Linked DNA regions of Homo sapiens: all the other regions are linked to region 1. A link is a loop called in an ENCODE intact Hi-C map of the cell type or tissue named here. Cell type or tissue: heart right ventricle. All regions are shown on one strand. Links, peaks and the distances in the headings refer to the core of each region. The heading gives the core; the rest is flanking DNA.

What was found. Peaks named below come from ENCODE experiments on the same cell type or tissue, not always from the same donor. Only the 100,000 strongest peaks of a DNase experiment are listed, where the experiment ranks them.
Region 2: a loop joins it to region 1, with 6 times the contacts of the local background. A loop is called at or near these places in 96 of 110 quality-filtered maps.
Region 3: it touches region 1 in a loop (2.3-fold over the local background); 5 of 110 quality-filtered maps call a loop at or near these places.
Region 4: it touches region 1 in a loop (4-fold over the local background); 11 of 110 quality-filtered maps call a loop at or near these places.

Annotation. Positions count from the first base shown.
Region 1 is chrX:103,328,548-103,332,324 of GRCh38, forward strand. TCEAL7 (transcription elongation factor A like 7) reads left to right here and starts at 1,692. Exons shown (of 3, transcript NM_152278.5): 1 at 1,692-1,757; 2 at 2,376-2,493; 3 at 2,830-3,777. The coding sequence starts at 2,857. The coding sequence ends at 3,159. RefSeq lists an enhancer at 2,208-2,707. In heart right ventricle, for the core only: no CTCF peak of the experiment used is centred there; a DNase peak (open chromatin) is centred at 1,604; H3K4me3 peaks cover 1,561 bases; H3K27ac peaks cover 577 bases.
Region 2 is chrX:103,463,221-103,466,997 of GRCh38, forward strand. The region is part of intron 4 of LL0XNC01-250H12.3 (a long non-coding RNA gene); the gene reads left to right. Among named protein-coding and RNA genes, the nearest start is that of RAB40A, 54 kb to the right of the region's middle. RefSeq lists enhancers at 1,414-1,563, 1,764-1,833. In heart right ventricle, for the core only: CTCF peaks have their summits at 1,036 and 1,722; DNase peaks (open chromatin) are centred at 1,040 and 1,751; H3K4me3 peaks cover 732 bases.
Region 3 is chrX:103,253,438-103,257,214 of GRCh38, forward strand. It overlaps TCEAL8 (transcription elongation factor A like 8), which reads right to left and starts at 1,718. Exons shown (of 3, transcript NM_153333.3): 1 at 1,641-1,718; 2 at 1,168-1,240; 3 at 1-580. The coding sequence starts at 542. The coding sequence ends at 189. RefSeq lists an enhancer at 1,655-1,704. In heart right ventricle, for the core only: no CTCF peak of the experiment used is centred there; DNase peaks (open chromatin) are centred at 944 and 1,754; H3K4me3 peaks cover 1,817 bases; H3K27ac peaks cover 1,856 bases.
Region 4 is chrX:103,263,200-103,266,976 of GRCh38, forward strand. No RefSeq gene overlaps it. Among named protein-coding and RNA genes, the nearest start is that of TCEAL8, 9.9 kb to the left of the region's middle. In heart right ventricle, for the core only: no CTCF peak of the experiment used is centred there; no DNase peak of the experiment used is centred there.

The DNA.
Region 1 (3,777 bases), core at 625-3,124:
TGTCAGTCATGTATTAAATGTTTTACACATATTAAATATGTAATTTAGTCCTGAAAACTCTGTGAGATACTTCAAACTATTAGCCTCATTTTATAGATGAAGCACAGAGAAGTTGCAGTATCCAAGTTTTACATTCAAGTTTATACAAAAGCTAAGTAAGTACAATTAATTCAAACTAGGATTTGTCCAATGCCATTCTTCTTACTAATATGCAAAGTCTTCAACACCCGAATCCTTCAGCCATTTTATAACTCTGAGTCTAACCATCTGCATGAAAAGCTGTTCACAGAGGATTCAGGAATTTTTCTCCCCACAAACGAATTTTTTGCCTCTATCACAACTAGTCATTCCTTAATAACTGTGACAATGATGCTCTACTGTTTTTAAGACTTTTTTCTGACCACTGAACTTTTTTCTGGAGTCATTTATATCAAACTGATTAGTGGTAACTTTATATTCATAATGAGCTGCAATCTTCCTAAAAACAACTTATGAGAAGTTTACACATCTCCCTTTCTATTGCATATATTTCAAGCTAACAAATCAAGAGCAAATCTACTTAGACAAGTACCCAAATCCTTAGCAACAAAAAGTTTAGTGTGTTGGGTGGCTAAATGTGACTAATTTTTGTTAGTACTACAAGTAGCTTTCAATACATCAGTATGGCTAAATAAGGTCATGGAAAACATAAATAGGATGGAGATGTCTAGGGAAAATGAAAAACTATTCTTTTCTGAATGAGAGTGTTGAAAAAAGTTGGGATATTAGGGGTACAGTATTGAAGAAAAAAGGGTTATGTGTATGGTATAAACTGGAAGAAAGAGGGCATGATACTGAGCTCAAACTAGTTAAAATTTGTGACTTACAGTTGCGATCTGGAAATCTAAGGGCAAGGTGCTGTAGGATTATGGTCTCAGTGACTCACCTAATGGAAGGACCTCACATGCCCGGGAGCCCCTCAAAAGAGTAGGTTCCAACTGACCTGTACATCTTAAACTTCAAAAAATATGTCTGCCTAAAGGGTCTATATTTATATTATGACTTCAGCAGCAGAAACAGGTGGCTGGCCTTTTTATCCTCCTATCTGGAATCTTTTTCCAAATGTACATATCTTTATCATATTTCTGATTATTAAAAGTATATAATAAGTTTATGGAAAAATTGGAAAAGAATAAGAAATTATCAAAACAAAAGTAAGAAGCACAATCCAAATCATTACCTCCTTTCCTAATTCACCCCATTCCCTCCAATCTGGTTTCAAGGATTGGACTCCAAGGGAAATGATGGCTATTAGTGGCTGAGAGGCGATTGGATGGAGGAGACTGCCACTTTTCTTTTCTTGTAGCTTAGAAAAGGATAAGTAATCCTCCCTCTCAGCACAACCACAAAAAAAGTAACAATGGTTAATATAACTTTGGGAAAATGCAGCCCCTCCCTGGTAATCAGAGAAAGGCAAATTCTGACCACAGGGAGAAGGCGCCACTTTTGACCTCTGGAATTAGCAAAGACAAAAATGAGTGACAGGGCCTGGTGTGGTGTGGGGTGGGAGGTTGGTAAGCCGGTCCACTTCTGCAGCGCTGCTGGTGGGAGGGGAAAGTGGGGACCAGAGATGGGGGATGACATAATCCTCACGTGATCAGGAGCTGACGTGAACCGAAGTCCTTATATTCCCGGGCTTCTTTCTCCTCTGGGTACCAGCTCCTTACTGCCCTGCAGACAAGCGTGCCGTGCGTGCTTGTGGCCAAGGGAAGGAAGAGGTAAATTCCTTAAATCCCAGCAGGTTGGAGTGAAGGAACCACTGGACCCCCGGGGTCAGTAGTGGGTGAATCTAATGACTGGAATAGGTCCAGACTTGCTTTCCCAAAACCGCTGCAAAATCGTCGGAGATAATTGTATCTTTTGCAGGGGGAAGCAAGGGGGTAGGTCGAAATCTTTTGAGAGACACCTAGAGATTTAGTGACAGCTTTGAAATAATCGGCTTCTCTCACCCTGGCATGCTTTCTTTTTATCCTTCTCCTCATCTTTCTCCAATTTTGTTAAGAGAAAATTTTAGGCCTGGGGTATGTGTTGGTGTGTGGAGAAAGGCTGAAATCCCGGGATGGAGACAACAGAAATTTAGAGATCATTTGAAAATAGTTCACCTCACTCAATGCCGGCCTGTGGTGGTGGGGTGGGGCGCGGGACGGGGCGAAGGAGGGAGACGCGGGCCTTGCAAGGCCCAGGCCTGAGGGTGAGGAGTGGGGAGTGGAAACGGAAATCCTGAAGGAAAGGATACAGACAGGAAGGAGGGGCCAGGAGGTAGAAATCCGGGGGGCGATGACGGTGATGATGAGAATCCCAGGTTCAAAATAATAACGTCTGTCTTGTCTCTGGAGCTGGTTGATCCACAGATAGCTCCTTCCTCCCCGCCCCTTCCTTTTTGTTTGGAGGTCCCAGGATCTGTGTTCACAGACATCTGGGGGAAGAAAAGGAGCAGGAAACTACCCCGCACAGGTCAGTATGAGAGAGGCACTTAGACTGAGATCTCTGAGGATAGGAGTCGGGAAGGGGCAAAAGCTAGGCGAAATTTGCGGCTTCGCAGTCCATCTCCTTTTCTGCTCCGCCTCTCCTGCCTATTGGAGAGGCCATTAGCTTTGTCTGCTGGGGAAACGGTGGGTTCCTGAGGTGGGAGGGGAGAAAAGGGGGAGATGAGAGGGTGGAGGGAACTGCCGCAGACTTATGAGGTCTGGACCTGTGGGGCAGAGATGGGAAAGTATCTTGCCTCAGAGAGAAACTGACAATCGTGATTCAAAAGTAATGAAGCAATTTGTCTTTACATTTTCTCCCTAGAGTTAAGCAGGAAACAACAACAACATCATGCAAAAACCCTGCAAAGAAAACGAAGGAAAGCCAAAGTGCAGCGTGCCAAAGAGGGAGGAAAAACGCCCGTATGGAGAATTTGAACGCCAGCAAACAGAAGGGAATTTTAGACAGAGGCTGCTTCAGTCTCTCGAAGAATTTAAAGAGGACATAGACTATAGGCATTTTAAAGATGAAGAAATGACAAGGGAGGGAGATGAGATGGAAAGGTGTTTGGAAGAGATAAGGGGTCTGAGAAAGAAATTTAGGGCTCTGCATTCTAACCATAGGCATTCTCGGGACCGTCCTTATCCCATTTAATTAATTTCTCTGACAATTCAATTATTTTCTGTTATTAATGTTGCCACTGCTTTCTGTTTGTCTGCACTTTCTTGATAAATATTTGCTATCGTTTTACTCCAGTCATTCGATGTTGCTGAGATTTACATATGACTCTTGTCAACATCTCATCTTTTGACCCAATCTTATTCATTTAATAAGAGGTCTCATTCATTTGCATGGAAAAATGCTCATTGTATATTGCAAAGTGAAAATAACGAGTTGCAAAACAGTGTATACATATATGTGTGTATATATGTACACTTTATTTGTACATTTCTATGTGACATAATGCAAAGGAAAGTGTCTGATTTTATTATACACCAAAGGTTAACAGTGAATCTCTGTGTGATCTCTTTTTTTTTCTTTTTGCCTATCTGCATCTTCTCACTTGCCAAAAAATGAATATATGTTTATGTGTGTATATTACTTGTGTCACAAAAAACCCTAAAGTAGACAGTAAAAGAACTTGTCAATCGCCTTTGGAAGGCAATGAAACACTTAATAAACTCTCAATAACAGAAGCGTAAAAATGAAATGTAAACCTCCAATTACCTCTGGATCTCTTAGCCAGAGTAATAAACTGGTAATTATTACAGA
Region 2 (3,777 bases), core at 496-2,995, 130 kb after region 1:
AGTCTGCACAAGCGTGCATGTTTTAGGAATGCATTTAAAGTAATACTTAGTATGTTAATAGATGTATACAAACACTGGCCCTAGTAACAAAAAGGTGAATGGTGACCTTGGTAAGATCACATTCATTACAATCCTGGCAATGGAAGTCATAGTGCAGTGGGATAGGGGGTTAGTGGCGAATAAAGAATGTTAACAAGGAATGCAGAAAACTATTTTTAGAGCTTTAACTTTGAAGGGAAAAGAGGAGAGAGAGAGAGAGAGGAAGAAGAAGAGGAAGAGGAAGAAGGAGGAGGGAGAGGGAGGGGTATCTTAAGTGGAAAAGATAGGTTGTCAAAGAAGATGAGGACTGTGATTGCACTTTTGGAGAGGACTATGATGTGTGTTGGGGGTCGAACATGTTCGTGTGCACGTCACCTACAGGGATGCGTCTGGAGAGCGTGCATTATCCTAAGGGACAACAGACCCCTTGGGGCCAGGGGGTAGGAGTAGGGTCAGTGAGAGATGCAGGATGATTTAAATGTATTGAAGTGCTTTTGCATAGTGTTTGAAATTTTGTATTCGGGGGGAAAAAGTATTTTAATAAAAATTGAAAACAAAATACTTATCATCAGATTGACAAAAGTAATGTGCACATATATTCCATATATATATATATATTTTTTTTGCTTTGGAAAAGCATTCATTGTAGCCAATTTTATGGGGAAACAAAGCAGATTTTAAAAAATGAATGGAGTGTGTGTGTGTGTGTGTGTGTGTGTGTGTGTGTGTGTGTGTGTGTTTCTAGCTAGTCTAGCTCCACCACCTCAAGTACAGCTCACAGTTGCAGTATTATCTTCAGTTCAGACCAGGACTGGCTTCTGATCTCAGATTTAGATATCCCACAAAAAGTGCTTCTGTTAATATTCCAGAAAAAATGATGGATACAGAAGGATAGCTGGATGTAAGTGAAAAGTTCCAGAAAACCATGTCTGATCCCATTAATCAAGCTCCCAACTTTCATCCCTCCCTGCCCGCTGCTGAGTCCCCTGGTCTACACTCAGAGTTGCAATCCTGACTCTGGCCACCAAGAGGCATTACAGCTATCTCCACGTTCCTTGCTCTTTCTTAATGAAAAGGGGTAAATTTCGCAGAGTAAGTAATGTTATGAAACTTTTCTTTACTGTGATACCAATAGTTCGGAATACCCATTTGTATATTAAAGCAGGCCAATTTGCTGTTGATTCCAAATCTACAGCGCATTCAGTAATTTATTTTTTCCTTCATTAGCGTAGGTTGAGGTGTCCACGCTGTAGGGGGGGGTCCCTCCTGGAGAGCAGGGTGTTCACCACCCATCACTCCAACCCTGTACAGGCTTCTCAGACTCTCTCCCACTCCCTCCCACTGACCCCCCTCTCCAAGACATTGTGGACACATCTGCCCAGACCCCACTCCAGCGCCTCATCCTTTCAGTCACTTCCTGCTGCCCTGGGCTCCCCCAATCCTGCCTCCCAGCAACAGCCAAGGCACATCAGACCTACCTGGTGTTTCATCCTATGGATGTCCCACAGTATGTTTTTACACTCTTTTTTACACCTGTCAGGGTTGTTTTTTTTTTCCAGACAGAATCATTCTGCAGTTCCTTTCATAGACTGGGTTTTAGGGGAGGATACCGTATTTTTCTGCTCCTTGCTTACACTTTGTAGAGAAGTTTGATAATAGTGGTACAGTGATGCCCCCTCATGACAGAAGCCTGAACTGCAGCAGCTTGAACATCGCTGAGCAGGAAGGTGGGAGGGAGGTGCTGTGGCCCATGCACACCCTACAGAGTTTTCTGGAAGTGTGAGTAGAAAAATGGGCATTCCCACTGTACAGGGATACTGACGGCCACCAGACAGAAAGTGTAGCCTCTTTATGTGCTATGTGAAAGCACAAAATGATCATTTCTGTGTTTATGCTTTCAAACCTCTGGATAAATAGCTATAGACCTATATAAGCAAAAATGCATCTTGGCCACTAAGTGATCTTTGTGACCCACATTTGCCCTCATTGTGATCATCTTTGCATACACATGCGTTTCCATAATAATGTTTTAAATTTCCTTCCAAAAATAATTGTAGTCTCTTTTTTTTATCAACCAGGTGGTTCATCATGTGGGTGCCCCAAAAATTCATTTAATTAGTATCCCAGTCATAAAAATGTAGTTGCTTTAACATTTTTTCCTGTTACAAACAATAGTATACTTAATATCCTCCTCATATATATGCAAATATATTTGTAAGCATTTCTGTCAAAAAAAAAAAAGTTCCTGGAAGTGGTCTTTCAAAACCCTGGGAACTGTAAAATTTTATATTAACATAGTGAAATCCAAATACTATTTCTAACTTATATTCCTTACATAACAGTATGTAAGGACCTTGTGTCTTCACACATTAGAAATAATGTGAATCATTGCTAATCTTACAGGCAACAAATCACCTCTCATCGTTATCTTCATTAAAACTTGTTTTGCTGAATTCTAGAATTCCATCCTATGGATATGACATCAGTTTTCTCAAACCTGTGTTAGTCAGAGTGTTCTGATATTCCCTGTTATCTACACTGTGTGGAAGACATCTTTTCAGAGTCTGTGCATGGCTGAAGGGCACAGTTCCTGTAGCTGTTTACACTGGTGAGCCAAATGGGTCCTCTTAGAGCCTTACTAACTGTCTTGGAGGTTATTACAGTACTAATAACAGAACCTGGTTGCTGTACATGTGTGTGTATTTGTCACTGCTTGTGTGTGTGCACAGCATTTCCCTCTGCTTCCTTCTGCCCCTTCATAATTTGGTGTACCGGTTGGTCTTTCTTCCTAAATTCAGGCCCAGAAATAAAGGAAGGGAATTTTCAGAATGACAGTACTTATAACCAGATGCTTATCAGCATCCTTCACAATGTCCTGAAGATAAACTTCTAAAAGGTAAATTGTTGGTGCAAAGGGTGTGCACCTATGTAGCCCTTTGATAAGTATTGCAATACTGACACCCAGAGAGGTAATGCCATTTAGATTCCTCAGGTGGAGTCACAGGAGAAAATCCCAAGAGGAGTAAAAAATAATAATGCTGATGTCATGTTAGAGTGGAGGCCCTGGATGCTGTTGTGGACCCACTCTCCAGTTTCTTCCACAGTTAGAAGATGTGGAAGTGATCAGGTGCAACTCGAATTTTTCATACAAGCAAAGCCCGAGTCAGCGTGAGGGGTGGTGGTGGTGGGGCAGGGAGAGACTGCCATTGCTTGGAGTTACTTAGGACACAGTCAGCAGGGCTGGGATACAGCTACGGTTTTATATATATTCATGGGTATAGAAAACATGGGCATCAAGGCCTTCATATGAAAAAGTTTGGTCATTACTGAGGTACAACAGAAGGCTTTCTTGCAATATAATTACAGACAATGAAATTCGCAGTTTTAAGGATACAACTTGATGATTTTCAGTAAACAAAAGTTGTGCAACCATCACCGTAGTTGAGTTTTGGAGGTTTCCATCACTATAAAATGTCCCATCATACTTGAACGCAGTTAATCCCTGCTTTCACCCCCAGCTCCAGGAATCACAGGTATGCTTTGTGTTTCTGTGGATTTACCTATTCTGGACATCTCATAGAAGTGGAATCATGCAATATTCATCTTTTGTGTCTGGCTTCTTTCACTTCACATAATGTTTTTAAGGTTTATCTATTTTGTAGCATGTATCAGTACTTTATTCCTTTTTATTGATATACCACATTTTTTTATCCACTCATCAATTGGTGAACACTTGAG
Region 3 (3,777 bases), core at 453-2,952, 75 kb before region 1:
TTCCAATTGAAAAATAGACCTGGAAAATGGGTCAAAATCCAAAATCCAATGAGATGCTGGTACCAAGGAAATTACCTAAAACAAAATTTCATCAGATGATTAAAAGTAAAATGGAGGTCAAAGATACATCAGAAAATGCTAACAGAAAGAAAGCTGGGGCCAGATTTTAATATTAGGCAAAAATGAATTCAAGGCCTAAAGCACACAGGATAAGGACGGCTGCGTGAATGTCTTTGCTTCCAATGCATCATCACAAACTTGTTTCTTACTCTTCTTATCTCTTCCCTAAGCCTTTCAAGCTCATCTACTCCTCTTATCATTTCTTCAGGGTCCAAATGCCTAACGGGTGTGTCCTCTTTAAATCCCTGGCCAGGCTGATTCGGCCCTCCTCTGGGGTTTCCTTCTGCTTCCTGGCTTACGCCTTCTTCGGAAGGTTGAGGATTTCCTTCTGCCTCCTGTGGTACATCCTCCAAAGGGCGATCTTCCTCGGCCTTTGGCATGTTCTGTGGTTTTCCCTCATTTTCTTCACAAGACTTTTGCATATTGAGTATTTTTTATTTCCTTTTTGAATAAATTAATCCTAGAAAACAAGGAAACAAAACTACTAGATTCCAGGCAAACAGACCAGCAGTCAGAGTATGGGGTCCCATAGCGACTGGCCTTTTTTGACTCAGTACCCTAATTGTCAAAAGTTTTCCAACTAGAGAAAGCTGGATCCTCAGGCTCAGAACTCCCCTGACTCCACCTCCCTTCGCGCCCCCTTTCGTTCCAGCTCCATCTTTCTCCTCCTGCTCCTGCCCACCATCTTCCCAGCAGGCCCTGCTACAAGCCTCTCCTAATACTGAAATGGGAGCAGTACGGAAGCAATTAACCCTTCTCCCGCCTCTGGTCTCCAACACTCCCGCCCTTCAGACTTTCCCAGGCCCTCTCAACCTCCAGCCTCTCACCTGAGACGGCTGGTCCAGTCTCTGGCCTCCCCTCCCCCTTCAGCGTCTCTTAAGCCTCCTCCTCCCCCGCCTCATTTCCGCTGCAGGCTCGGCACCGGCCTCTGGCACTTAATCCGGATGGGGAGGGGCTGCTGCGACCCCAGGATGTGCTTTGGTGTCACTCACACTTCCACCCCCACCCGAAGAGACCTGAAGCAATTGCACCTTTACAAAAACTGACCTGCAGGGATTCAGGGGATTTTCCTCTCTCTTCCCTCACCTCGATTTGTGTCGCGCCCAAAAAACCAAATATCCTGCAGACAGATGGGAGTGTTTGGTGAGCAGACTAGTACCTGGATCACGGGTCCCTTTCATGATTCTAGGCCATGTTGGTGTAAAGTTTCCCATGTCCTCATCCTCGCCCTCCTTTTATGGCAACCCCGCCCTCCTCCGTGCCCACCGTTTTTCTGCAAGCAGGGAGTAGGAAAAGCAAGTTTCTTCCAAACAGTTTCTATGTCTCTCTCTCAGGACCCTTAATTAGCTACCCTTCTCTCTCTCCACCCGCCATCCCCCACCAAACAGCCCCAAATTTCCTGCACAAAATGGGAGTTTGGCGGAACAGAAGTGGGGAAAGCAGTGCCGGCCCCGCTTGCTTTCTGCTCTCGGCCTCCTCGACCCCAGGGTCTCCAAGTCAGCGCCCACGTTTATACTAACCTGAAAGGATCTTGGGCACTTTTCTCCTTCTCCAGCAATAAGGAGCTGCTACAGGGAAACAGGCCCTGGACTATAAGGACTTCTGCACACGTCGACTCCTGGTCACGTGAGAGTCGCGTCATCACTGAGCTCGAGTCCCCAGTTACCCCTCCCATTAACACTGCAGCCCGCCCGCTGCGTTCCCTCCACTTGATACTGTCAATCTTTTTTCGTATTTGCCAATCGGAGACAATAAACTGTTATCTTCGCCCTGGAGTATTTATTCGCCTTTCTCAGATTACCAGGAGGATCAGCCTTTTAGGGGTAATCGACCATTTCTCCTTCTTTGAGGAATCATCTCTTTCTTCTGCTCCCAATACTCCCACCTCCCCTCCTCCAAGACCCCTACAGTCCACCATTTCCCCTGGAATCCTATCCAGCATTGAAATGGGCAAAGGTGGTAGATCGGGAAGAGGGGGCTGGAAAAGAATCTAAGGTTGAAAGTGGAGGATTTGACTAATCCTCTTGAATAGTTTTCTGTTGTGTTCTATGTTTTCAGCAATCAGCATACTTTTAAAAATGGTATCAGAAAACGGATGCCTCATAAGCAATATGTAACACTTAATATGAAGGACAAATTAGTTATATCAATGTGTAAGACTTTGGAAAAGTTTTCTAATGGCTGGAAATGAAATGACAATATTCACAACATATTGATGTGTTAGAATTTTTTAAAATCTTACCAAACAGCACTTAAAAAATTGACTCCCAAATTAATGTGTGGAAGGAGGCCTAGTTTTCTCTTGTTAGCAATTTTGTATAGGTAATCTACTACTCTTTCTATTTCTGGCAGAACTCAAGTTATCAAGTGTTGGATGTCTGATCTTTTTCATTGATGACCACTGGTGGCATCCACTAAGGTTTCACTTGGAGGCTTCAGACAGACTTCCTCCCCATTTCCTCTATAGGATTCAGTATCTTGTTAATCAGATAAGTCCACAGAAAAGCCTGCTTTCCACTGAGTAAAATTCTTTTGGAACTCAAAGTAGTATGTTTCTTGGAAAACATTTCGTTGTTGGGAAATAACTCATACACTCATGAAACACTCAGAAAAGAGAATTCTCTGTATCTCACCATCAGGCTTGAGGCTTCTTTGCATGGCATTTTCATTCATGGCACTCTTGAGATAGTCTGGTATCATCCACTGTGTCCCATTAAAAGAACTATTGACATGCATAATTGTTATGATTAGAAAGCAAAGAGAACAACATTGCTGTAAAAAATAATATTAAACAGGAAACTGATATCCCTGCAACTCAGAATCCACTGGTACTTGGAAGGATGGTGGTGCCTGGAGTGGCATTCTGGCCAATGGAGCCAGCTGGAGAGTCAGAAGAAGACAGAGGGGGTCTTTTGTCTAGGGTGGTCACAGCAGGATGCCTTAGCCAACAAGAACACCCACCAGAGAAGAGAAAAGAAGGTTTGGAAAAAATAAATATTTTTTGGACTTAATGATTTATAGTTGAAGCATGACAAATTTCTTCCACACTTGAGGGATAAATGTTCTATTGTTTGAGAGAGAGCTTTTAATATAAATATAACTAGCAAATTATAAAGATTTAATCATTGCCTATCACCAAATGTTTCCACTCTTTTAAATGTAACCATTTAGTGAGGAACAACTCTGATCTTTTAAAAGAAAAATCATCAGCAGCAAAATGGACTTTGTGTGTGTGTACACTTCTATGAAGTTTAACCAATGTATAGATTTGTTTAACCACCACTGCAATCAGAATACAGTTCAATCACCCCCAGAAACTCCTGCATGCTGTCTCTTGTAGTCCTATTTGACTGCCTTCCCTAAACTCTGGCAACCACTAATATATTCCCCATTACTACACTTTTGTCTTATTCAGAATATTATGTAAATGATTTCATTTTTCAATTTTTGTGCACTGGCTTCTTTTGGGACTGGCTTCTTTCACTCAGCATAATGCCCTGGACATCCATTTGAGTTGTTGCATGTATCAATAGTTTATTCTCTTTTTTGCTGAGTAGTATTCTGTTATTTAGCTATTCCACAGTTTGCTTATTCATTCACCTGCTGAAGGACATTTGAGTTATTCCCAGCTCTAAGCAATTATGAAAAGAACTGCTG
Region 4 (3,777 bases), core at 689-3,188, 65 kb before region 1:
TTTACATTTTACATTTAGGTCTTTGATATATTTGATTTAATTTTTGTGCAAGATATTATGTATGAGATAAGGTTCATTTTTTGCAGATAGATGTTTAGTTGTTTCAGTGTCATTTGTTGAAAAGACAATTCTTTCTTCCTTGAATTACCCTTGTGCATTTGTCAAATATTAGTAGACTATATTTGTGTGGGTTTATTTCTGAGCTGTCTTGTTTCATTGATCTATGTACCTACTATTTTTCTGTTACCAAACCATCTTGCTTAATGTAGCTTTATAAAAAGTATTGAAATTGGTTAGTGTGTGTCCTCCAATTTTGTCCTTCTTTTTCTGTATGTTTTGGTTATTCTATTTCCTTTGACATTTCATTTCAATTTTGCAACTAGCTTGTTGATATCTACAAAAATGCTTGCTCTAATTCCATTACTGAGTATATACCCAAAGAAATATAAATCATTCTACTATAAAGACACATGCACACGTATGTTCATTGCAGCACTATTTACAATAGCAAATACATGGAACCAACCCAACTACTCACCGTGATAGACTGGATAAAGAAAATGTGGTGCATATACACCATGGAATACTATGCAGCCATAAAAAAGAATGAAATCATGTCCTTTGCAGGGACATGGATGAAGCTGGAAGCCATCATCCTCAGCAAACTAACACAGGAACAGAAAACCAAACACCACATGCTCTCACTCATAAGTGGGAGTTGAACAACTAGAACACATGGACACAGGGAGGGGAACAACACACACTGGGGCCAATTGTAGGGTGGGGGCAAGGGGAGGGAGATCATTAGGGCAAATAGCTAATGCATGCGGGGCTTGAAAACCTAAATGAAGTATGTTGATAGGTGGTGCAGACCACCATGGCACATGTATACCTATGTAAAAAACCTGCACCTTCTGAACATGTATCCTGGAATTTAAAGTAAAATACAATAAAATAAAATAAATAAAAATTAAAAAAATTTTTAAATTCTTGCTCTGATTTTCATTGGGATATACACCAAATTGAGAAGTACTGACTTCTTAATAATGCTGACTCCTCCAATCTATAAACACAGAATGTTTCCATCTTAAAATGTCTTCTTTAATTTCTTTTTATCAGTGTTTTATTGTTTTCAGTAAACAGGTCCTGCACACACTAAGTTAGATTTACACTTAAGTGATCCATTTTTTGGTGCTATTGTAAATGGCATTTAAAATTTTTTAAATTCTAATTTTTCATTTTTTGTATATAGGGATAAAATTGACAGGTTGACCTTATATCCTGTAACCTTGCTAAACTCACCTAAGAGTTCTAGACTCTTTCAAGAATTCTTTAGGATTTTCTGCATAGATAATCATGTCTGTGAACCCAGTTTTATTTCTTCTTTTCCCATTTGTATGTTTTTTATTTGTTTTTTCTTGCCTTACTTCATGGACTAGGACTTCTACTACTGTACTAAATAAAAGTAGTGGGAAATTAAAAAAATTCCAGATGGGAAAGAAAGGAGAAAAATGATGTCTGTTTGGAAATTATATGGTCTTGTATATAGATAATAATAAGGAATACACTAAATTTATGGATCTATAGGTTCAATGCAGTCCCTATCAGAATCCCAGCTGGAATTTTTTTTAAAGAATTTGACATGCTAATTCTAAAATTCATATGCCATTGCAAGGAACCCTCAATATCAAAAAGTTTTCAAAATAAACAAAACAAGAAGAAACAAAGCAGCAAAGTTGGAAGGAGTCACACTTCTGATTTCAAACTTACTACAAAGCACAATAATCAAGACAATGCAGTACTGGCATAAGGATGGACACTTAGATCAATGGAATAGAATGTAATCTGTAGATCAATGGAAAGTATTAGTATTTTAAAAATATTAAGTCTTCCCATCCTTAAACATAAGTTGCCTTTCCTTTTATTTAGATCTTTAATTTCTTTCAACAGTGTTTTGTAGTTTTCAGGTTACAAATTTTGCACTTCTTTTATGAATTTTATACCTAAGTATTTCATTCTTTTTGATGCTATGGTAAATTGAATTGTATTCTTAATTGCATTTTCAGTCCAATTATTGATTCCATATACAAACACAATTGGTTTCTGTGTGTTGACTTTGTATGCTACAACATGCTAAACGTGTATATTAATTTTAATAGTTTATTAGTTTACTCCTTACTGTCTTCTAAATATTAATACAAGATCATGTTATCTCCAAATAGAAATGTTTTCTTCTTCTTTTCCTATCTGATTGCTTTTTCTTTCCATTTCTTGCCTAATTGCCCTGTCTAGAACCTCCAGTATGATGTTGAAAAGTCGTAAGAGCAGATATTCTTGTCTTTTTCCATATTTTAGGGGGAAACATCCAATGTTTCACCACTAAGTATGATATTAGTAGTGGGATTTTTTAGATGCCCTTAATCAAGTTGAGAAACTTTTCTTCTATTCATAATTTGTTGCATGGTTGTTGCAATCAGGTGTTGGATTTTGTTGAACTATTTTCTGCATTTTTGGAGAACAGTGTGGATTGTTTTTATTCTATTGATATAGTTAGCTTACAGTATTTTTTCAGTGTTCAAATTTTATTTTTAATCTTGTGCTTAGTTTTTCTATTCATTATTCAAAGTAGAATACTGAACTCTCCAATTATTAAGGATAAATTGTCTATTTTTTCTGTAAATTCTGTCACTTTTTGCTTCATTCATTTTGGGACACAGTTGCTAATTGCATATATGTGTAATACTTTTGCATCTTTCTGATGGATTGCATCGTATTTCTGATGAAATACATCTTATCACTATAAAATACCATGCTTTACCTCTAGTAATATTTTTTATTTTAAATTCCATTTTGTCAGATAATAGTGTATCTACTCCAGCTTTATTTTTGTTGTTTACAGTATGTACGTATGTGTGTGTGTGTATATATATGTGTGTGTGTGTGTATATATATCCTTTTATTTTCAACCTACTTGTGTCTTTAAATCTAAAGTGTGTCTTCTGTAGACAGCATATAGTTGGATCTTTTTAAAAATCCAGTCTGACAATCTCTGCCTCTTGTTTGAATTGTTTAATCCTTCACATTTAATGTTATTATTGATACAATTGGATTTATGTCTGCCAACTTACCTTTTGTCTGTCATATATCTTCTGTCTTTCTTGTTCCTCTTTTGCTTTTTTCTTGCATTAAGTGAATATGTTTTGAGGAAGCATTTTAATTTCTTTAATAATTTTTTCATTATATTTTTTGGAATTTTTTTTAGTGGTTTCCCTAGGATTTGGCATATACATATTAACTTATGAGAATCTACTTCAGATTGATACTAATTAATTCTAGTGAGATATAGAAACCTCACTTCTATATAGCTCTATTCCCATTTCCCACTTTTTGTGATATTATTGTTTTCATATTATGTCTATAAATGTTATAATGTATAAATGTTATAAATCCAACCATTGTCATCATTATTACTTTATATAATTTTGTCTTGTATGGAAGATGAAAAAAGAAAAGAAAGCAAGTATGTATTTATAGAATATATTTTCCCCCACACCCCTGCTGTGTAAAGCCTCTTACATCACTCTTCATAGGGCACAGCCTTGAGTTTGTCCACAGTCAATCTGGGTTTTTGCAATTTTGTCTTTCACCACCTCTTTCCCTGGACACACCTGGCTGTTGAGCTACACTAATTGCTGGTTGATTGCTCTATTGTTTTCGACAATGCACTAGGGCATAGAATGCTCCACAGGTTCATGGTATTAAATTTGGACTTCTTTG